Linked DNA regions of Homo sapiens: all the other regions are linked to region 1. A link is a loop called in an ENCODE intact Hi-C map of the cell type or tissue named here. Cell type or tissue: IMR-90. All regions are shown on one strand.

What was found. Peaks named below come from ENCODE experiments on the same cell type or tissue, not always from the same donor. Only the 100,000 strongest peaks of a DNase experiment are listed, where the experiment ranks them.
Region 2: a loop joins it to region 1, with 17 times the contacts of the local background. A loop is called at or near these places in 6 of 110 quality-filtered maps.
Region 3: a loop joins it to region 1, with 5 times the contacts of the local background. A loop is called at or near these places in 5 of 110 quality-filtered maps.

What each region holds. Positions count from the first base shown.
Region 1 is chr11:114,277,351-114,285,350 of GRCh38, forward strand. It overlaps a transcript of NNMT not described here. Among named protein-coding and RNA genes, the nearest start is that of NNMT, 15 kb to the right of the region's middle. In IMR-90, a CTCF peak has its summit at 3,436 (motif pointing right); DNase peaks (open chromatin) are centred at 2,771 and 3,471; H3K27ac peaks cover 251 bases.
Region 2 is chr11:114,582,206-114,590,205 of GRCh38, forward strand. NXPE4 (neurexophilin and PC-esterase domain family member 4) reads right to left here. Exons shown (of 6, transcript NM_001077639.2): 3 at 83-816. It also overlaps a transcript of NXPE2 not described here and the pseudogene LOC100132172. Among named protein-coding and RNA genes, the nearest start is that of NXPE4, 9.6 kb to the right of the region's middle. In IMR-90, a CTCF peak has its summit at 4,836; no DNase peak of the experiment used is centred here.
Region 3 is chr11:114,602,143-114,610,142 of GRCh38, forward strand. It overlaps a transcript of NXPE2 not described here and a transcript of NXPE4 not described here. Among named protein-coding and RNA genes, the nearest start is that of NXPE4, 10 kb to the left of the region's middle. RefSeq lists an enhancer at 844-2,043 and a silencer at 2,187-2,236. In IMR-90, a CTCF peak has its summit at 4,589 (motif pointing left); no DNase peak of the experiment used is centred here.

The DNA of each region.
Region 1 (8,000 bases):
GTGATGTGGTATGTAAGAGTTTTGGCTGACTTTATATATATGCATGAAATGAGTGGTTCTAAAGAGAGCTGGATAAGCTGTCTTCTTTCTTGATCCAACACAAACCATCTAACCCAGTCTGAGGCAGGGAGGAGGTACTTGGGGAAAGACTTTTTGAAGGAAGTAGCAGCACATTGGTGAGATGTAAAGGATATTTGAGGGTAAGCCACGTGAAGGAATGGGGTTGAGGGGTGAAGAGCAGGAATTCCCACATGCTGAGACCTGGAGAAGAAATAACATACTATGTTAGGTGAACTTCAAGAAAAGTGAAAGAACCTTAGATGTAATTGTGGCACTATCCCTAGAGGGCACTACTAAGGCTGTGGTAGAACAGGACAGTGCTCCAAGCCAGCAGAGAGGACCAGAGGTAACTGTTGATAGGCATGGGTGGTGGGCAGGTAAGTGATCGATTCATTCAACAAATATTTGTGGAGTACTCTGTAAAGCTCAGTGCTAAGCTCAGCATCAGAACCTTTGCCCAGGGTTGGTCCTCATGCTAAACATAGTTGCAACACGTAAGCCCTTGACCACATTCTGCCTCATGCACCTACTCTGCCTCTTTTTCTCTCCGTTAGTTCTGACATCGGTAGTTTTTACCTTACCCTTTACCCATTACTAAAAGAAGAAATATGTTGGCTGCTATGTTAGTCCATTTTGCAATGCCGTAAAGGAATACCTGAGACTGGGTAAATTTATAAAGAAAAGAGCTTTATTTGGCTCATGGTTCTGCAGGCTGTACAAGCATGGCGTTAACATCTGCTCAGTTTCTGTTGAGGCCTCAGGAAGCTTACAATCATGGCGGAAGGCAAGGGAGGAGCAGGCATTTCACACGGCGAGAGAGGGAGCAAGAGAGAGAGGAGGAGATGCCAGGCTTCTTTAAACGATCTGCTCTCTTGTGAAAGAGCTCACTCGTTACTGTGAGGATGGCACTAAGCCATTCATGAGGGATTTGCTCCCACGACTCAAACACCTACTACCAGGTCCCACCTCCCACATTAAGGATTACATTTCAACATGAGATTTGGAGGAGACAAATATCCAAATTATATCAGCTACATCAAGAATGTTCTCTTTGTACTTAGGTACAAAGGTTGTGGCACTGTCCCTAGAAGGCACTACTAATGTTCTGGGCACCTGGTGTGATAGAACAGGCCAGTGCTCCAAGCAGGCAGAGAGTACCAGAGGTGACTGTTGGTAGGGGTGGGAGGTGGACCTAATACTCATGTGTGTGTGTGTGTGTGTGTGTGTGTATTATGTGTGCATATGTGAGTGTGTGCACATGTATGTGTGGTGATTCAGGTAGTGGAGAGTGGCTAGATCTGTCAGTGGTGTCACCACATGGGTGATGAATGAGGTTGTATCCCAGGTGCTGGGGTCAGATCAGAAGTTGGATACCAGGAGAAGCTTGCAGCAGATGGGACCAGAGGCTGAGTGTTAACTCCTTCCAAGGGGAGCTCCAAGTGTACACAGGAGTGTGCAGCCAGAAAGCTGCTATGGGATGGGAAGGCATAAGGCAAAGAACAAGGCAGCCAGGCACATGTGCAGGGTTTCCAGGGCAGGTGCCCTACGCAAGACTGGGTTGCCTGGTGCTCCCCTTGCTGCATAAAGTAGGATGGACCAGCCTGGGCCACCCAGGACGAGGGTGTGTGTCCTGCGATAGGTTCTTCTAAGGACCTGGTGTTAGTTATGTGAACATTCACATTGGGAGACTATTGGCTCCTTTGATCCTCAAGTCACCATATACACGTGGGCCCAGTGTGAGTAGGTATTGCTATTGGCCTCACGGGAGAGAGGGTGATACTGACATGTACAAGGCGTGGCTAGTGACAGTGAAGAGCTTACAATTCACTGAATTTATTAAAAAACACACAGCGTGCTTTTATTAAGTCCCCACTGAGTAGGCATGGGACTCTACTACAAGGCAGAATTTGCTAATTCTAATACAAGGGGATGATGGGAAGCACAGAAGAGGGAGGGATTAGTTCCTGCTGGGGAACTGGAGAAGACTTCATGGAGGAAGCTGCAGCGAAGATGAATCTTAAAGGAGGGTGATGGTTGGAAAGGCATTCCTGCTAGAGGAAACAACACTGCTAAAAGCATGGTGCTGGGGTCAGATCAGGAGTTGGATACCAGAAGAAGCTTGCAGCAGATGGGACTAGAGGCTGAGTGTTAACCCCATCCAAGGGGAGTTTAGGAAGATGCTGGGTGAATGATGTGATGTTTCATTTGGCTCATTTGGCTCAAGGGTGGGCTCCCTATGCCAGAGCAGAAGGAGACAGTGCTAGGAAGGTAGCTCAGGCGTGGCTCTAGGAGCCCCTGCAATCAGACTTCACCAATAAGTATTCATATATCATTTGCCAGGTACTAAGAATGTGAGGATAACAATTTTTGCCCTCGCTGGGCTTGCAGACAGTAGTGGCAGCAGTTTATAGGAGGTGAGAGCGCACAGAAAGAAATGCCTAATTTGGGGGAGATAATGGAGTCTTTACAAAGAGGTAACATGTCCACACTGACTTTGAACTAACAGGAACTAGCAGGTTGCCAGGCAGGTGGTGAGATGAAGGTGGTGGTGGACTAGGGCGTCGAAGGTGTTTCAGGTGGAAGAAGCCACGTGACAAAGGTGGGGTCACGGAAGGATGCTGAGCGTGTTTGGGAAACCTCGATCAGGAAACATGTACTGAGAGTCTGCTATGTGCCAAGCCCCATTCTGCATTCTGAGGCCATGGAGAATGAGTCAGACAGGGAGGGCCCTGCTCTCATTCTAGTTGGGAAGGGAAGGGAAGGCAGACAATGAGAAAATAAACAAATAAAGATGAGGACATGATTTTCAGAATGGGAGAAGCCCTAAAAGTAGAAAGAATGGCACTGTGGAGAGTACCTGGGGCAGAGGGCTGGAGGGAGGGCTGAGTACAAGTGCCTGGGATAGACAGACCTGGGCTGGGCTCACACAGCCAGATGGTGGTGTGTGAGCCGGGAGCCCCTAGGGCAAGGGTGCTAAGCCCAGTAGTCACCCTTTCACTGGACCAGAGCTCTCCAAAGGTGGAGCAGAGAACACCTCTGAAAGCAGAATCTACAGGCAGACAGGAGCTGATCCTGCCTGTTGCACACCCTGTCTGCCCGCCCTGCCCCAGAGAATCCCCTTATTCATTTTCAAGCCCTTCCTTTTTCCCTTCCAGAGAAGGGTCTTAGGTACTCAGACCTTCAGGGGAAGGTACAGGCAGTGACTGGGGTGGGTGGTCCATTCTTGGGGACAAGGCAGGTCATCCTGCTGAATGTGTGTCTCTGCGATGTGCCCTTTGGGAAAAGGAGGAACAAGGACAGCAGGATGGCTGCAGGCACCTGACCAAGACCTGTTTTTGGATTATTTCCCTTGTCTTTCACTCTCTGGGCACAAGAGGGCAGCCAAGTCTTGAGCTTGGGGGCTGCAGGGCCAGTGGGGTGGGAGGGCTCTTCCCTCCTTTGCTTGTCCCCGGCCTGCTCATTTGCCGGCAGCCTGCACTCCTGTTCTCCCAGATCCTGACCACTGAATGAGGGAACCAGGAAGAGGAAGGCCGCAGCCAGCGCAGAGTGCCCTGACCTCCACCCGGCCATGTATTCTACATGTTGCCTCACCTCCACCACAGAAGCTGAGGCCCAGGAAAGCCAACCCAGACCTGCTGGCCCAGGGTCCCACTAGGGACGTAGGCTAGCCCATATGCTGCCTGGATGACAGACCGAGGGAGGGGCACACTAGCTGGCCTCTGGAGGAGAATTCTTCCAGCCTCTCTCTGCTGTAGTAAAAACCTCCTTAAAACCCACGAAGCTGGGGCAGTAGGACCAATTGCAGCAGATGGGGCACAATTAGCTCACTAGATCCGTTCAATGGCTATTAAGGCCAATCCGTGCGTTAGGGCCCATGCAAGTGGGAGGAATACAAAGATGAATGGGATTCAGGCTCTTCCAAAAAGCTTACCTTCTAGTGGACAAGTGGCCATTGGAGCATAATGTGGCAAGTTTAGTGAGAGAGAGATGTTCAGAGCACTGGGGAGTATAGAGGAGGTCCATTAACCTAGCCCTGGGGGTATGGTGGAGGGAGGTCAATGAAGTCTTCCTGGAATTCATGCCCAAGCTGACTATTAAAGATAAAAGAATTTAGACAAGCAAAGGGAGGGAGGGCTTTTCAGGCAAAGGGTCAGACAGTGTGAGCAAGAAATCAAAGTCAAGACACAACATGAGAGGGATTAGAAGTTCCAGTGTGTTTGAGAAAGTTCCAGTTTGGCACTGTTTACTGTTGCAACCATTTTAATAGATACACACTCCATGAGCTGGCTCTTGTCTCCCTCTTCAGCCAGTTGAAAGGGCTTCTTGAACAGGTTTGCACATTTCCACAGGGGCTTTGGAGAACTGAGTTTTTCTAGGCTAGGGACTACAGGATTAGGGGAAATTGGATGCCAAAAAAGAGAATTAGAGGCAGGGAAATTAGCTTTCTGGCAGGCCTTTTTCTCTGGGGGAATGTCTTCTTCACTGTGCCTGAACAAGTGACTCCTGTGCGAACTAGAGACTGATGAGGAAATTGACAAAGGAAGGTAAAGTGACTAAAGACTTCTGTGCCTGAAATGAAGTACACTCAAGAGGAATCCAGAGGTTAAGATCATAAACCCCAGCCTGGGCAATGTAGTGAGATCTCCACTCTACTAGAAATTAAAAACGCCAGGCATGGTGGCATGCACCTGAAGTCCCAGCTACTCAGGAGCCTGAGATGGGAGGATCGCTTGAGCCCAGGAGGTCAAGGCTGCAATGAGTTGTGATTGCACCACTGCACTCCAGCCTGGGCCACAGAGTGAGACCCTGTCTCAACAAACGAACAAACAAATACCCCAAAATTGTAAACAAATACAAAAACAATAAAAAAATTAGATTCCTGCTTGATAATTAGATTCCTGCCAAAGTGATCAGGTGGACAGACTGGAAGAAATATTTACAGTGAATAAAACCAACAGGGGACAGATATTTTCTAGAATATACAAGGAACTACTGCAAATCAACAATAGGAAAAAGTCTAAAGACAAAAAGGAGCAAGAATATGACCAGGAAATGTATAGAAGAGGAAACTCCAAAAGCTAGCAAGCATTTTGTGACAGAGATTGTCTAACTCCTCCCCAATTTGCATGTCCTTTTTTCAGCACACATCCAGGCTGTATTTCACAGCCCCCTTGCCTCAGGCCATGTGATGGAATTCTGACCCAAAGAATATTAACAGATTAATGTATGGCACTACTTAGGCTGTGTCCTCAAAACCCTCGCATTCCAATCTCCTCCGAGAGCTCTCTCCCCTCCTCTGAGGGCTAGATGAAGAGAATCCAATGGAAGGCTCTGGGGCCTTAGAGCCACACAATGGAAGAAGTCTGAGTGCCGAAAGGACCACTGGGGGAGTACCCTTCCCTTGCCTGCCATCATGGTCTGTGATGTGAAAACAAACATTTATTTTGTTAAGCCACTGAGGTTTGAGGTCTGTTACATCACTTAGCTTATCTCACTGATACTGATATGCATGTTTAGAAGTGCTCAAACTCATCAGAGAAAGTGTACAACTTCACTTATTCTCATTAGACTAGCAAAAATTAGTATAGCAGATCATTCTAAAAATTGATGGTAGGGATGGGAGTGGGTGTGCCGATACAGGGAACCTCATGCACTGCTGATGGGGGTGTAGACTGGTATAGCCTTGCTGGGGGCAATCTGGTGGTTCTTACTCAAATTAAATATGTGGATACCTTAGGATTCACCAGTTCTACTACTGGGAATGCCCCCCATAGGAATTCTCACACAGGTCTCTATATGAAGGAGACATGGATGTCTCTGGAATCATTGTGTTGGGGAGTTGGAAACAATCTGGGTATCTGCTCCTGGGGGTGTGGATAAATAAATGAGGGGTGCAAATCATGAAGAACGATGCAGTGGCATGAAGCAGTGGGTCACATACACACGTAATGTGATAGGGCTTTAATGCATAGTGAAAATGATGCAAATACAAATATATGCATACACAGCAGCAGCACACATTTTACCAAAATGCACATAAAGAATAGACATCAAACACCTTGGGATGGTTGTCTATGAAAGGGAAATGAGAGTGGAAAATAAAAGGGGAGGAAGAAAATATAATCATATGAGTGAATTTCCTTCCACTGTACAGATTCTCAGTTCATTCCGAAAGCTTTTTGACAAGAGATTGAAGACTGACAATCACAGCTGTTTTACTTCCGAGGCTTAGTTTTCTTTACAGAATCTTATTTCCATGAGGTTATTACGTCTATCCTCAATTTTTAAAAAAGCTTATATTCTGCCTTTGTTGCTTTTTTTTCAATTTAATAAGCATTTTCTTTTAACCACCTGACCTCATGCTTTTTCAAAAACTAAACTAAACAAAACAATAAAGGAAGAAGAGAATTACAAGATCCAATCTTAGTCCTAACATCTTTTACCCTGAACATAAAACGATTTGCTTTTTACATAGGTAATAAACAGAGGGAGAAGAGTGAACTTCATAATCTTGATATTTGTATAGCATTAGTAGTGATAGGACAGATGTCCTAAATAGGTATCGTACCGTTACAGTAATTAGTAGGAAGCAAAGAAAAATCAATGGAACAGAGCAGATAGCCCTAAATCAGGTCCCAGTAAGTTTTGTAAGTAAGCATGTGACAAAGGAGCAACAAGCCGAGGAGGAAAGGAAACAAAGCAAAATAGTGCAGATAGCACAGAAGCCACTCAGGTTTTCAGCTTTTGCCAGCAGGATATTAGGGAGGCTCCACCCTGATTTCCAGCCTCTCTGTGCCAGGCAGATGTGGATCTCCAGCAAGCTGGCCACCTGCCACAGCAACACTGCTGGTACCTGGCTCTGCCAAAGGCCCTATCACCCTGGATGCCATCTGCCTGCAATTTACAAACTGTATAGGAGGGGTAGGTCAGGCCTGGACACCTCGTGGCTGGACTATGGAAACTGGTCCTGGCTGAGGCTCAGGAATTGCTTTCCTTTCCAAGTAGTCCTCAACCACCTTCACCCCAACATGGTTTTTTTTGTTTGTTTGTTTTTGTTTTTTGTTGCTGTTGTTTTTCTTGAGATGGAGTCTTGTCCAGGCTGGAGTGCAGTGGTGCTATCTTGGCTCACTGCAACCTCCGCCTCCTGGGTTCAAGCAATTCTCCTGCCTCAGCCTCCCAAGTAGCTGGGACTACAGGCATGTGCCACCACACCCGACTGATTTTTGTATTTTTAGTAGAGACGGGGTTTCACCGTGTTAGCCAGGATGGTCTCGATCTCCTGACCTTGTGATATGCCCACCTTGGCCTCCCAAAGTGCTGAGATGACAGGCGTGAGCCACTGCACCCGGCCATCTTTTTTTTTTTTTTTTTTTTTTTTGAGCAGAGTATTGCTCTGTCACCCAGGCTGGGGTGCAGTGGTGTAGTCTCTGCTAACTGCAACCTCCACCTTCTGGGTTCAAGTGATTCTCCTGCCTCAGCCTCCCAAGTAGCTGGGATTACAGGTGCATACCACCATGACGGGCTAATTTTTGTATTTTCAGTAGAGACAGTTTCATCATGTTGGCGAGGCTGGTCTTGAACTCCTGATCCGCCCACCTCAACCTCCAAAAGTGCTGGGATTACAGGTGTGAGCGACTGTGCCTGGCCCCAACATGTCTTTTCTCCCATCACGCTTCTTCTTCCTTTAGCCAAGAAGCTTGCCACCTTACACCCTTCCTCTCCCTCCCTCCTTGGCATCCTTCTCAAAGCTTTCTGTAACCTGAACAATGGATTTAGAAGCCAGTGAAAATATTTGAGACGCTGGAGTATTGATAACCAGATAATTAGATAACTAGAGTTTCTGGCTGAATCAGTGTCTTTGTGGCTATGGATTTTCAACCCAAAGCTCTACGAGAGGGCACACTGTGAGAACCAGGCAGAAGGCAGCCCTCTGCGTACAT
Region 2 (8,000 bases), 300 kb after region 1:
CTCACAAGACTTTTCTTTGGATCAGTATATAGGCCAAATCACAATATTTGCACAGGTAGTCTCAAGAAGTAATTATTTTTACCTTTCAAAGAGGCTCTTTTCTTGTTTGCTAAGATAAGAAACTTTCTTGTTCTTAGAATACATGTGAGTGAGTGCAGCACAGGGCATGTGTTGAGGCCTCACACAGTAGAAGCCTTCTTGGTCTCTGTTGTCCAGGTACTGGCACAATTCAGCATTTGTGTTTAGGATCAGGCCACATTCAGAGTGGACTTGGGAAGTGCCATTGACAAACTGGCCAGTGAAGATCACCCTGTCATAGCCTTGGTTCCTTGCACTCCAGAGAGCTGACACCCCTTCACTGGGGTGGATGAGCAGCAGAGACAGAGAGACCTGGCCCTCCCAGAACAGAGTGAAGCTGACCAGGTAGGTGCCGTTGTTGAAGTCAGTCACCTTTCCTGAAGCACCTGCCATCAGCGCTGGGGAAGACATCCTGGCCCTCAGGAAATCCCCGCCATATTGCTTCCTGCGTCCCAAGTGGTCCCTCACCTCCAGCAGGATGTGCAGCTGGTCTCCCCTGCAGTACGTATCTCGAGGGTTGAGGATGGTGGCTGTGCTATGTGTGGCGCTGGTGGTGGTGTTCACGTGGGTGAAAGGTCTGGGTGGGATCTGCTGATCTAGTTTCTCTATGATTTCCTTTATTCTGAGTTCAGTCTCTGTTAGTGGCTTTAATGATATCAGTGGTGTTTTAGGGAATAAGGACTTTGTGGAGTTGTTCCAGTAATGGAGGGAGATGGATAAGTTTAGAGCAGACCAAACCTGAAATGACAGCAAATGTGACATGAGATGGATAAATTTAGAGCATATCTGAACTGAAATGACAGGAAGTGTAACATGCTATGAAATTAACATGTTCCTAGTCATTTTTACTTATTGTGATTTTGAATATTGATTTACATACTATTATCAATATTATTTAAATTCTCCAATAAAAAGGCATAGAATGGAGATTGACTGACAGGAGAGACAGAGGGACAGGAAGTGAGCAAGATGGCGCAAAGGCAGGGCACCAGGAGGAAAGTCTGTTACTACTACGATAGGGGTGTTGGAAATTACTATTATGGACAAGCCCACCCAAGGAATCCTCACTGAATCTGCGTGACTCATAATTTGCTGCTCAACTATGGTTTCTACTGAAAAATGGAAACCCATCACCCTCACAAAGCCAATGCTGAGGAGATGACCAAGTACCACAGTGATGACTACATTAAATTCTTGTGCTCCATCTATCCAGATTACGTGTCTGAGCACAGCAAGCGGATGCAGAGATTCAACGTTAGTGAGGACTGTCCAGCATTTGATGGCCTGTTTGACTTCTGTCAGTTGTCTACTGGTGGCTCTGTGGCAAGTGCTGTGAAACTTAATGAGCAGCAGATGGACACTGCTGTGAATTGGGCTGGAGGCCTGCACCATGCAAAGAAGTTCAAGGCATCTGGCTTCTGTTATGTTAATGATACAATCTGGGCCACCTTGGAACTGCTAAAGTATCACCAGAGGGTGTTGTATGTTGACGTTGATATTCACCATGATGATGGCATGGAAGAGGCCTTCTATATTACAGGCTAGGCCAGGACTGTGTCCTTTCATAAATATGGAGAGTACTTCCCAGGAGATGGGGACTTATGGGTTATTGGGGCTGGCAAAGGCAGATATTATGCTATTAACTATCTGCTCCTAGATGGGATTGATGATGAGTCCTATGAGGCCATTTTCAAACTGGTCATGTCCAAAGTAATAGAGATGTTCCTGTCTAGTGTGGTGATCTTACAGCATGGCTCAGATGCCTTGTCTAGGGGTCACTTAGATTGCTTTAATCTGATCATCAAAGGGCATGCCAAGTGTGTGGAATCTGTCAAGAGTGTCAACCTGCCTATGTTATTGATGGCAGAAGGTGGTTACACCATTTATAATGTTGCTCAGTGCCCTGGAAATAAGAAAGAGCTGTGGCTCTGGATATGGAGATCCCTAATGAGCCTTCATACAATGATTACTTTGAATACTTTGGACCATATTTCAAGCCCTACATCAGTCCTTCCAATATGACTAACCAGAACACTAATGAGTACCTGGAGAAGATTAAACAGTGGCTGTTTGAGAACCTAGTAATGCAGGCCCATCCACCTGCAGTCCAAATGCAGGTGATTCTGAGGATGCTGTCCCTCAAGAGGGTGGCGATGAGAATGAAGAAGACCCTGACAAGCTCATCTCCATCCGTTTCTCTGACAGATGAATTACCTGTGAGGAAGAGTTCTTCGACTCTGATGAGGAGGGAGAGCGTGGCTGCAAGATCTCTCCCATCTTCAAAAAAGCCAAGAGGATTAAAACAGGATGAAAAAGAGAGACTCAGAGATGAAGAAATGTCACAGAAGAGGAGAAAAATGAAGGAGGAGAAGCCAGGAGCCAAAGAGGTCAAGGAGCAGGTCAAGCTGGCCTGAGGGAACCTCCCCTGCTCTGGCTTCCTGCCTAGTCCCCAATCTTTCTCTCCCAAACCCTCAGATTTTATGTCTTCTATTTCTCCAGGTATTCATATAAAATTTATTAAATATAAATAGTTCCAGGGACTAGACAGAAATTAAGACCCTGAGCCCAGGGCAGCTGTGCTGGGTGATCTCTTCTAGGAAATGCCTTGCCACCTATCCCTCTGCAGGTCTTAACTCTGAAGCATAAAAGGCGCCAGGTCTGGGTGAAGGGAATACTTTTGTGCAAACAGAAGACAAAATCCTGAAATGCCAAGTGCCTGCTTAGTAGCTTTGGAAAGGTGCCTTTATTGCACCTTCTAAAAGGGGTGTCTGGGTCTTCAAGGTTGCCCTGTTCTTTTCAGCTCCTAAGTAACATCAGCCATTTTTAGATTGGTTCCATTCTCATACCTTCTCACTGGCCTCAAGTGAGCCAAAAAACTCACACTGCCTGCCATCTGTCTTCCCCCAGTTCTGCAGGTGGAGGATGGTAGTCTAGTCTCCTGCCATCCTCCACCTGCAGAATTGGGGGAGTTTTGAGATACTATTTTTATTTTTGTGAGACTCTGTAATAAAATGGTATATTTCATTACTCCCTACCCCAAAGACAGAATGGTTGAGTAGATTTTAAAAAAACAAGACCTAACTCTATCCTTCTGCAAGAGATTCACTTCAGCTTTAAGGACACACATAGACTGAAAGTGAAGTAATGGAAAAAGATATTCCATGCAAATGGAAACCAAAAGAGAGCAGGAGTCACTATGCTTATATCAGATAAATTGGATTTAAGTCAAAAACTGTAAAAAGAGAAAAAGAAGGTCATTATGTAATAATAAAGAGATCAATTCATCAAGAGAAAATGACAAATATATGTACGTGTGTGTGTGTGTGTATATATATGTATATACATTCAACATTTAGAACACCTAAATATATAAAGGAAATGAAACAGGAACTAGAAAGAAATTATTTAGGTAGACAGTGAGGGTAAAGGAGTCCTTGGCAAGGCTTCCCTTTTTAACAAAAAGGAGCCCCCAAATCATTTCTTTTCTAACAAAGAGCAGCCTGAAAAATCAAGCTGCAAACATAGATAAGCCAGCTGAAAACTTGCATGGGTGAATGCTGGCGGCTGTGTCAATAGAAAAGGGCTACCTGAGGGCCAGGCATGTTCAACATGGAGGCTCCATCTTCCCTTTTCTTTGTCACCATGTGTACAGTAAAAAAGCAGGCAACATGGAGCTGGCCAGGTAGAGAACCCATCTGCATAATGAAAGATTAGAGTGGGACAGCCAGCTTCTTCATATGCTATGCAAATGGCACACCGAGTCCTAACCAGTTCTTTGTGTGCTATGCAAATGTTACACCTGGGGTGACCAATCTTTTTTGCCCTGTGTAAATCAGACACTACCTCCTCAAGCTCATCTATAAAATCTCCTGCACTTCACTGTGGACCAAAAGACCCACTTAAATCCCCTGTCTCTACAGAAGAGAGCTTTTCTCTTTCTTTTGCCTGTTAAACCTCTGCTCTTAAACTCACTCCTTGTATGTCCATGTCCTTGATTTCCTTGGAGAGAGACAATGAACCTCGGGTATTATCCCAGATGAAAAATGCCATTTCATTATGGGAGCCCACCTGGGATCCGAGGAAGATTCATAGAAGGGGGAGTATAGAAGTGGACCCCAACTCCTTCTTTTTATTTCAAGGCCTTCTGCTCTCCATTTAAAAATCAAACCAAATACTGGGCCCCCAATCAGCCATTTAAAAAGTTAGCGTGGCTACCAGCCTTACAAGACTCAGGGGACAGGCTTGCCAGGGAGAACTTAGCTAATCCCCCCATGTCCTCAGGGTGCTGGGAATGTTGGCTTTGTTTCTAATTGGTTTCCTTTTACAGAGAGCCTTGCTGTCATGTGGGGCTGGAAGAGGTTGAGAGGCACTGAAGGTTCCTTGCCAGGGAGACACCCTGGTGTTACCTGAAGGTTTCTGGACTAATTCCAGCCTCCAACAGCCTGATGGGTGATGGCAACAGGATCTGCAAGCTTTTTCTATTGCAAATTTTCTCCTTTCCTATCCGCAACTTCCATGTCTCCTATCCACTCTCTGTATGCAATGCTTTAAAAATTTTTACAGTTCGGTGAAGTAATCCTCTTAGGCAAGATAAGGAAATGCCATAATGCCTGGGAATATAGCTCATGGGATTGCCGTTTTTGTGATTTTCTAGGCACAGAGGTCCTCCTTCCCTCCCCACACCCCCTGTGAACATCTCTCTCTTTACCCTTGGTCTGGAGAGCACATGGTATTTCAAGGTCAACAGCATCACCTAGTGGAACGGGAACCCTATTCCATGAGGCATATTGTTGGCCCTTTGCGGAAACACTCTTAACTTCCTAATTCTCGCTTTTTTTGCCCCTCTACAAGAGACCAGGCTTTATGCTCCTTCTTTGAACAAGAAAACTCTGTCTTCAACAATGAGGGGAAAAAGGTCCTCCAAAACCAAATTTTAGTCTGAACATGGTCCCATCAGCAGGAAAACAACCATTTGGTTCCTACGTTCTTTTAAGGCACCTATTCTGCCTCCAATTAAAATGGTACTTAAATAGTAAGAGGAATTTAATTCCGGAAGTTAACCAGAGCCACTGCCTAAGAATAAATACTTTAGTACAGGACATAATAGCAAATTGTACAGCTCAAACCTGCATTCTCTATTAAAGGGCATTACCCAAATGTAACTGTAACGAAGTCTCTCTCAAGATCCATCTATTGGAGAGTCATGCAGATCACACAAGTCTAGAAAGTCAAAGGGAAATCACCAGCAAAGGACTAGAGTCACATGGGTGAGCATGACTAATCCCAATCCATTGGTTCCTCTGGTTTCATTGCTATGGGTTATGCTTGCATCAATGGATGGCACCTTAAAAGATGCCAGGGCTCAGGGCGCCAAGGAGGGAAAACAGTTGGGGGGATGCCCCCACTGTCTTCCCCTCCACCCTAGGCCTTTCCAAAGGAAACGAAGGTGACTAAAGGGACACCTTTTTTCTTGCTTCTCTTTCTAGATGAATAACAGACCATCTTTGGTCTGCACTCCTCTGGAGTGCTTTCTGAAGCACTGGGATTCCTTTGACCCTGAGACTGAAGAAAAAGTGGCTCATTTTCTTTTGCATAAGGGTGTGGCCTTCTTACCATCTTGAACCATCCTGGCCTGCAGAGGGGAGCCTTAATTTTAATACTATCCAACAATTAGATATTTTCTGTAGATGGGACAGCAAATGGTCAGAGGTCTCTTAGGTACAGGCTTTCTTTGCCCTGTGAGACAACCCAGAACTTTGCAAGCATTGCACAATCAGCTCAGCTCTTTCAGCAGTCATATCAGGAGGGCCCAAAGGGAATGATTCCCCAAAACTAGAGAAGCAACCTCCAGGGAACTATCTGAGGCAGCTATTGAGTGTCCAGGCCCTTCTTGTCCTCCCTCTCTGGGGCCCCCTCCAGCTGTGCCATCAGGTCCTTTAGCTCCACCATCTCCAAAACTCCCCACTCCCCTAGCTTCACTCTTATCCTTACAGGAAATGCTCAATGGAGGTGATGTCACTAGGGTTCCCTTCTTATTGCAGGATCTTAGACAAATAAAGGGAGACTTAGGCCAATTTTCTGATGACCCTGATAAGTATATAAAAGCTTTCCAAAATTTAACTCAGGTGTCTAACCTCTCATGGAGGGATGTTATGCTGCTCCTAAGCCAAACCCTAACTGCAGCTGAAAAACAGGCAGCTCTGCAGGCAGGGGAGAAATTCAAAGATGAGCAATATGTCTCCTATAGTAGGCCAAAAGGGAAAAAAGAATATAGAGAAAATGAAGAAATAGGGGAGCCATCATTCCCAATACGAAGAGAGGCACTACCTCTTGACAACCTTGTTTGGAACCCCAGTGACATCACAGATGAATAGAAAAGGAAACACTTTTTAATGTGCATATTGGGGGGCCTATGAAGAACTAAGGCCAAACCTCTTAACTACTCTAAACTGTCCATGGTAGACCAAAATCCAGGTAAGAATCCCACAGCCTTTATGGAAAGGCTGAAAGAAGCACTAATAAAACACACCTTCTTGTCCCCTGATTCAGTAGAGGGACAGCTCATCCTAAATGACAAGTTTATTACACAGGCAGCTCCCAATATTAGAAGGAAACTACAGAAGTAGGCTATAGGGCCAGATAGCATTTTGGAGAACCTCCTGAGGGTGGCCACCTTAGTCTTTTATAGTAGGGACCAGGAGGAGACCCAGGAAAAAGAGAGGAAACACAAGAGAAGGACTGAGGCTCTGGTAGCTGCTTTGCAGGCTTGCAAAGTCTGGGATCCCTGAGGTGCATCTGCGAGTTGCTATTGATGTGGGAAGTCAGAGGACTTTAAAAAGGATATCCAGGAAGCAAGAAGAAGCCACCTCGACCCTCTCTAGCCTGTGGTGGGGACCACTGGTGATCAGACTGCCCCCAGAGATGAAGGTCAACAGGTTCAGAACCAGTCTCAAAGATGGTCCAGCAGGACTGATGGGTCCTGGTGCTCAAGCCCTGGCTCCAGTGGCTCAAATTCCCATTACAGCACAGGAGGCCCAGGTAATTCTGGAAACTGAAGGAAGGAAGGTGGACCTCCTTCTGGACACCAGAGCCAGCCTCTTTTCTCCTCTATAATCGAGGCCTCCCCTTTTCCCATAGCATGAGGGGTGTGGGGTGTCTCATAAACACTCTGATATGTTTTTCTCAACCCCTTAGGTGCAGTTGGGGGGACATATTATTTACATGTGCCTTTTAAATCATGCCTGAAAGTCCCACTTCTTTATTAGGTAGAGACGTTCTAGCTTGCATGTGGGCCAGCATACTTATAGCCCCAGGAAAAACTCTTTTTCTCCTCTAGTGGAAGCTAATATCAATCCAGAAGTCTGGGCAACTCAAGGAAGAATAGGTTGAGTTGTAACCACTATGCCAGTCTGGATCTATCCTAATGATCCCACTTTTTTCCTAATCGGAGACAATATCCCCTAAAGCCAGAGGGTAAGAAAGGGCTAGAAGCCATTATTAATAACCTGAAGATGCAGGGCCTCCTTAAACCCTGTAACAGTCCCTACAACACCCCAATATTAGGAGCACAAAAACCCAATGCAGAATGGAGATTCATTAATGAGGCCATAGTCTCAATCCATCTGGTAGTACCTAATCCCTATACCTTGCTAATCCAAATGCCTGAGGGAACTAAATGGTTTACAGTCTTAGATTTAAAGGATGCCTTTTTCTGCATACTGTTACATCCTGACTCTCAATACCTGTTTGCCTTTGAAGAATGCTTCTGGCCAAACTGCCCAGTTAAAATGGATGGTGCTGCCTCAGGGATTTTGAGATAATCCCTCATTTGTTTGGACAGGCATTGTCAAAGGACCTCTCTGAGTTTTCCCATCCTCAGGTCAGGGTCTTGCAATATGTGGATGATATACTGCTCTGTGCCC
Region 3 (8,000 bases), 320 kb after region 1:
ATATATAATATACATTATTTATAATATATTATACTATATACATTATATATAATATATAATACTATATACAATATATGTTATAGATTATATATTATACTATATACAATATATGTTATATATAATATATATTATACTATATATATGTTATCTATAACATATACTATATATAATATATATTATACTATATATATGTTATCTATAACATATACTATATATAATATGTTATATACAATATATATTATGCTATATATTATATATTATACACTATTGAACATATCAATAAATGTAATTATAATATATAATATATATTATAAATAATATATAAATTATAGATTATATATAACATATATTATCCCATATGTAAATTATAGATTATACCACATATGATAATTATCTCATATACAAATTATAGATTATATCATTTATAATAATTATCTCATATATAAATTACAGATTCATATATAATAATTATCTCATATATAAATTATAGATTCATATATAATAATTTTCTCATATATAATAATTACAGAATCATATGTAATAATTATCTCATATATAATAATTACAGAATCACATATAATTATCTCATATATAATTAAAGAATCATATATAAGTATCTCATATATAATTACAGAATAATGTATAATAATTATCTCATATAATTACAGAATCATATATAATAATTATCTCATATAATTACAGAATCACATATAATTATCTCATATATAATTATAGAAACATAATTATCTAATATATAATTACAGAATCATATATAATAATCTAATATATAATTACAGAATCATAATTATCTCATATACAATTACAGAATCATATAATTATCTCATATATAATTACAGAATCATATATAATAATTCTCTCATATATAATACGGAACCGTATATAATAATTATTGTCTCATAGGTAACTATTATTACCTAGTGGATAATAATTATTGTCTTGTCTCATAGGTAACTACTATTATCTAGTGGATAATAATTATTGCCTTGTCTCCTAGGTAACTACTATTACCTGGTGGATGATAAGTATTGCCTCGTCTCCTAGGTAACTCCTATTACCTGGTGGATGATAAGTATTGCCTCGTCTCCTAGGTAACTCCTATTTCCTGGTGGATGATAAGTATTGCCTCGTCTCCTAGGTAACACCTATTACCTGGTGGGTGATAAGTATTGCCTCATCTCCTAGGTAACTCCTATTACCTGACGGATGATAAGTATTTCCTCATCTCCTAGGTAACACCTATTACCTGGTGGATGATAAGTATTGCCTCGTCTCCTAGGTAAATTCCATTACCTGGTGGATGATAAGTATTGCCTCGTCTCCTAGGTAACTCCTATTACCTGGTGGATGATAAGTATTGCCTCGTCTCCCAGGTAACTCCTGTAACTTGGTGGATGATAAGTATTGCCTCGTCTCCTAGGTAACTCCTATTACCTGGTGGATGATAAGTATTGCCTTGTCTCCTAGGTAACTCCTATTACCTGGTGGATGGCAAGTATTGCCTCGTCTCTTGGGTAACTCCTATTACCTGGGGGATGATAAGTATTGCCTCGTCTCCTAGTTAACTCCTATTACCCAGTGGATGATAAGTATTTCCTCGTCTCCTAGGTAACTACTGTTACCTGGAGGATAATAAGTATTGCCTCGTCTCCTAGGTAACTCCTATTAACTGGTGGATAATAAGTATTGCCTCCTCTCCTAGGTAACTAATATTATCTGGTGGTTAATAAGTATTGCCTCGTCTCCAAGGGTAACTGCTAATACCTGGTGGATAATAAGTATTGCCTCTTCTCCTAGGTAACTACTATTACCTGGTGGATAATAAGTATTGCCTCGTCTCCTAGGTAACTACCATTACGTGGTGGATAACAGTATTGCCTCATAGGTAACTACTGCTACCTGGTGGATAATAAGAATTGCCTCATAGGTAACTACTGTTATCTGCTGGATAATAAGTATTGCCTCATAGGTAACTACTGATACCTGCTGGAAAATAAGTATTGCCTCGCAGTTAACTACTGTTACCTGGTGGATAATAAGTATTGCCTTGTGGGTAACCACTGTTACCCGGTTTATAATAAGTGTTGACTCTTGGGTAACCAGTGTTACCTGCTAGATAATAAGTGTTGCCTCGTGGGTAACAATTCTTACCCTGTGGAAAATAAGTGTTGCTTCGTGGGTAACCACTGTTACCCAGTGGACAATAAGTGTTGCCTCGTGGGTAACCACTGTTACATGATGGATAGTAAGTATTGCCTCGTGGGTAACCATTGTTACCCGGTGGACACTAAGTATTGCCTTGTGGGTAACCACTGTTACCTGGTGGATAATAAGTGTTGCCTCTTGGGTAACCACTGTTACCTGGTAAATAATAAGTATTTCCTTGTGGATAACCACTGTTACCTGGTGGATGATAAATATTTCCTCATGGGTAACCACCATTACCCACCGGATACTAAGTATTGCCTTGTGGGTAACCGCTGTTACCCGGTGGATAATAAATATTGCCTCGTGGGTAACCACAGTTACCTGGTGGAGAATAAGTAATGCCTTGTGGGTAACCACTGTTACTCGGTGGATAATAAGTATTGCCTCATTGGTAACCACTGTTACCCAGTGGATAATAAGTGTTGCCTCGCGGGTAACCACTGTTACCTGGTGGATAATAATTGTTGCATTGTGGGTATCCACTGTTACCTGCTGGATAATAATTGTTGCCTCACGGGTAACCACTGTTACCCGGTGGATAATTAGTGTTGCCTCTAGGGTACCCACTGTTACCTGGTGGATAATAATTGTTGCCTCTAGGGTAACCACTGTTACCCAGTGGATAATAAGCATTGCCTCACAGGTAACCACTGTAACCCAGTGGATAATAAGTACTGCCTCGTGGGTAACCACTGTTACCCAGTGGATAATAAATATTGCCTCGTGGGTAACAGCTGTTACCCTGTGGAAGATAAGTGTTGCCTTGTGGGTAAGCACTGTTTCCCAGGGATAATAAGTGTTGCCTTGTGAGAAACCACTCTTACCCAGTGGATAATAAGTATTGCCTCGTGGGTAACTGCTGTTACCCACTGGATAATAAGTACAGCCTCGTGGGAAACCACTGTTACCTGGTGGATAATAAGTATTGACTTGTGGGTAACCACTCTTACCTGGTGGATAATAAGTATTGCCTCGTGGGTGACCACTGTTACCTGCTGCATAATAAGTATTGCCTATGGGTAACCACTGTTACCTGGTGGATAATAAGTATTGCCTCGTGCGTAACCACTGTTACCCACTGGATAACAACTGTTGCCTTTGGTAACCACAGTTACCCGGTGGATAATAAGTGTTGCCCCGTGGGTAACCACAGTTACCCGGTGGATAATGTGTTGCCTCATGGGTAACCACTGTTACCCGGTGGATAATAAGTATTGCCTCGTCGGTAACCACTGTTACCCGGTGGATAATAAGTGTTGCCTCGTGGGTAACCACAGTTAGCTGGTGGATAATACATGTTGCCTCATGTGTAACCATTGTTACCCTGTGGATAATACATGTTACCTAATGGGTAACCACTTTGCCCAGTGGATAATAAGTATTGCCCCTAGGGTAATCACTGTTAACCAGTGGATAATAAGTATTGCCTCTAGGGTTACCACTGTTACGCAGTGGAAAACAAGTATTGCCTCATGGGTAACCACTGTTACCTGGTGGATAATAAGTGTTGCCTCGTGCATAACCAATGTTACCCGGTTTATAATAAGTGTTGCCTCATGGGAAACCACTGTTACCTGGTGGATAATAAGTGTTGCCTCGTGGGTAACCATTGTTACCAGGTGGATACTAAGTATTGCCTCATGGGTAACCACTGTTACCAGGAGGATAATAAGGTCTGCCTCGTGGGTAACCACTGTTATGCACTGAATAATAAGTATTACCTCATGGGTAGCCACTGTTATCTGGTGGATAATAAGTATTGTCTCTAGGGTAACCACTGTTACCTGGTGGATAATAAGTATTGCCTTGTGGGTAATCACAGTTACCCGGTGGATAATACGTATTGCCTCATGGGTAACCACTGTTACCTGCTGGATAACAAGTGTTGCCTTTGGTAAGCACAGTTACCTGGTGGATAATAAATGTTGCCTCATGGGGAACCAGTGTTACCCAGTGGATAATAAGTGTTACCTTGTGGGTAACTACTGTTACCCAGTGGATACTTAGTGTTGCCTCATGGGTAACCACTGTTACCCGGTGGATAATAAGTATTGCCTCGTGGGTAACCAGTTTTACCTGGGAGATAATGTGTTGCCTCTAGGGTAACCACTGTTCCTTGGTGGATAATAAGTGTTGCCTCTAGGGTAACCACTGTTACCCTTTGGATAATAAGTGTTGCCTCATGGGGAACCACTGTTACCTGGTTTATTATAAGTATTTCCTTGTGGGTAACCACTGTTACCTGGTGGATAATAAGTGTTGCCTCGTGGGAAACCAGTGTTACTCGGTGGATAGTAAGTATTGCATCATGGGTCACCACTGTTACCCGGAGGGTAATAAGGACTGTCTCATGGGTAACCACTGCTACCTGCTGGATAATAAGTAGTACCACAGGGGTAACCACTATTATCCAGTCGATAATAGGTATTGCTTGTAGGGTAACCACTGTTACCCAGTCGATAATAAGTGTTGCCTCGTGGGTAATCACTGTTATGCAGTGGATAATAAGTATTGCCTCATGGGTAACCACTGTTACCCGGTGGATAATAAGTATTGTCTCATGGGTAACCACTGTTATCCTGTGGATAATAAGTGTTGCCTTGTGGGTAACCACTGTTTCCCAGTGGATAATCAGTATTGCCTCTAGAGTAATCACGGTTACCCAGTGGATAATAAGTATTGCCTCGTGGGTAACCACTGTTACCCTGTGGATAATAAGTATTGCCTCGTGAGTAACCACTGTTACCCGGTTTATAATAAGTGTTGCCTCTTGGGTAACCAGTATTACCCACTGGATAATCAGTGTTGCATCGTGGGTGACAATTCTTACCCTGTGGAAAATAAATGTTACCTCGTGTGTAACCACTGTTACCTGGTGGATAATACGTGTTGCCTCATGGGTAACCACTGTTGCCTGGTGGATAGTTAGTATTGCCTCGTGGGTCACCATTGTTAGCCCGTTGATACTAAGTATTGCCTCGTGGGTAACCACTGTTATCCGGTGGATAATAAGTGTTGCCTCTTGGGTAACCACTGTTACCTGGTGGATAATATGTATTTCCTCGTGGGAAACCACTGTTACCTGGTGGATGATAAATATTGCCTCATGGGTGAACACCATTACCGGCTGGATACTAAGTTTTGCCTGGTGGGTAACCACTGTTACCCGGTAGATAATAAGTATTGCCTCGTGGGTAACCACAGTTACCCAGTGGATAATAAGTCATGCCTCGTGAGTAACCAGTGTTACCCGGTGGATAAGTGTTGCCTCGCGGTTAACCACTCTTACACAGTGGATAATAAGTGTTGAGTTGCGGGTAACCACTGTTACTTGGTGGATAATAATTGTTGCCTCGTGGGTAACCACAGTTGCCCGGTGGATAATAAGTGTTGCCTCTAGGGTAACCACTGTTACACGGTGGAGAATAAGTGTTGCCTCTTCAGTAACCACTATTACCCATTGGATAATAAGTATTGCCTTGCAGGTAACCACTGTTACCTGGTGGATAGTAAGTACTGCCTCGTGGGTAACCACAGTTACCCAATGGATAATAAGTATTGCCTCATGTCTAACCACTGTTACCCAGTGGATAATAAGTGTTGCCTCGTGAGTCACCGCTGCTACCTGGTGGATAAATGTTGCCTCAGGGAAACCACTGTTACCTGCTGGATAATAAGTGTTTCCTCGGGGGTAACCACTGTTACCCTGTGTCTAATAAGTGTTGCCTCGTGGGTAACCACTGTTACCCAATGGATAATAAGTATTGCCTCATGGGTAACCAGAGTTACCCTGTGGATAATAAGTATTGCCTCGTGGGTAACCATGGTTACCCGGTGGATAATACGTGTTGCCTCATGGGTAACAACTGTTGCCCTGTGTATAAAAGTTTTGCCTTGTGGGTAACCACTGTTACCCAGTATTTAATAAGTGTTGCATCATGGGTAACCAGTGTTACTTGCTGGATAATAAGTGTTGCCACGTGGGTAACAACTCTTACCATGTGGATAATAAGTGTTGCCTCATGGGTAACCACTGTTACCTGGTAGATAATAAGTGTTGCCTCGCAGGAAAGCACTGTTACTCAGAGGATAGTAAGTATTGCCTTGTGGGTAATCAATGTTACCTGGTAGATGATAAGTGTTGCCTCGTGGGTAAGCACTGTTACCCGGTGGATAATAATTGTTGCATCGTGTGTATCCACTGATACCCACTGGATAATAATTGTTGCCTCTAGGGTAACCACTGTTACTTGGTGGATAATACTTGTTGCCTCGAGGGTAACCACTGTTACCCGGTGGATAATAAGCATTGCCTCCCAGGTAACCACTGTAACCAGGTGGATAATAAGTACTGCCTCGTGGGTAACCACTGTTACCCAATGGATAATAAGTACTGCCTCATGGATAACCACGGTTACCCTGTGGAAAATAAGTGTTGCCTCGTGGGTAAGCACTGTTACCTGGTGGATAATAAGTGTTGCCTTGTGGGTAACCACTCTTACCCGGTGGATACCAAGTATTGCCTCGTGGGTAACCACTGTTACCCAATGGATAAGTACTGCCTCGTGGGTAACCACTGTTACCCTGTGGAAAATAAGTGTTGCCTCGTGGGTAACCACTGTTGCCAGGTGGATAATAAGTGTTGCCTTGTGGGTAACCACTCTTACCTGGTGGATACTAAGTATTGCCTCGTGGGTAACCACTGTTATCCGGTGGATAATAAGTGTTGCCTCATGGGTAGCTACTGTTACCCGGTGGATAATAAGTATTGCCTCGTGGGTAACCACTGTTACCTGGTGGATGATAAATATTGCCTCATGGGTAGCCACCATTACCCACCAGATACTGAGTTTTGCTTCGTGGGTAACCACTCTTACCCAGTGGTTAATAAGTATTGCCTCATTGGTAACCACTGTTACCCGGTGGATAATAAGTATTGCCTCGTGGGTAACCACGGTTACCCTGTGTATAATAAGTAATGTCTCATTGGTAACCACCGTTACCCGGTGGATAATAAGTATTGCATCGCTGGTAACCACTGTTACCCTGTGGATAATAAGTGTTGCCTCTCTGGTAACCACTGTTACCCAATGGATAATAAGTGTTGCCTCTAGGGTAACCATTGTTACCTGGTGGATAATAAGTACTGCTTCGTGGGTAACCACTGTTACCCAATGGATAATGAGTATTGCCTCCTGGGTAACCACTGTTACCATGTGGATAATAAGTGTTGCCTCGTGGGTAGGCATGCTTACCCGATGGATAATAAGTGTGGCCTCGTGGGTAACGACTATTACCCAGTGGATAATAAGTATTTCCTCATGGGTAACCACTGTTACCCGGTGGATAATAAGTATTGCCTCATGGATAACCACTGTTACCCGGTGGACAATAAGTATTGCCTCGCGGGTAACCACAGTTACCTGATGGATAATAAGCATTGCCTGGTGGATTACCATGGTAACCCGATGGATAATAACTATTGCCTCGCGGGTAACCACTCTTACCCAGTGGATAATAAGTGTTGCCTCCTGGGTAACTACCATTAACCGGTGGATAATAAGTGTTGCCTCGTGGGTAACCACTGTTACACGGTGGATAATAGTTGTTGCCTCACAGGTAACCACTGTTACCTGGTAGATAATACATGTTGCCTCGTGGGTAGGCACTTTTCCCCGGTGGATAATAAGTCTTGCCTCATGGGTAACCACTGTTAACTGGTGAATAATAAGTGTTGTCTTGTGGGTAACCCGTTACCCCGTGGATAATAAGTA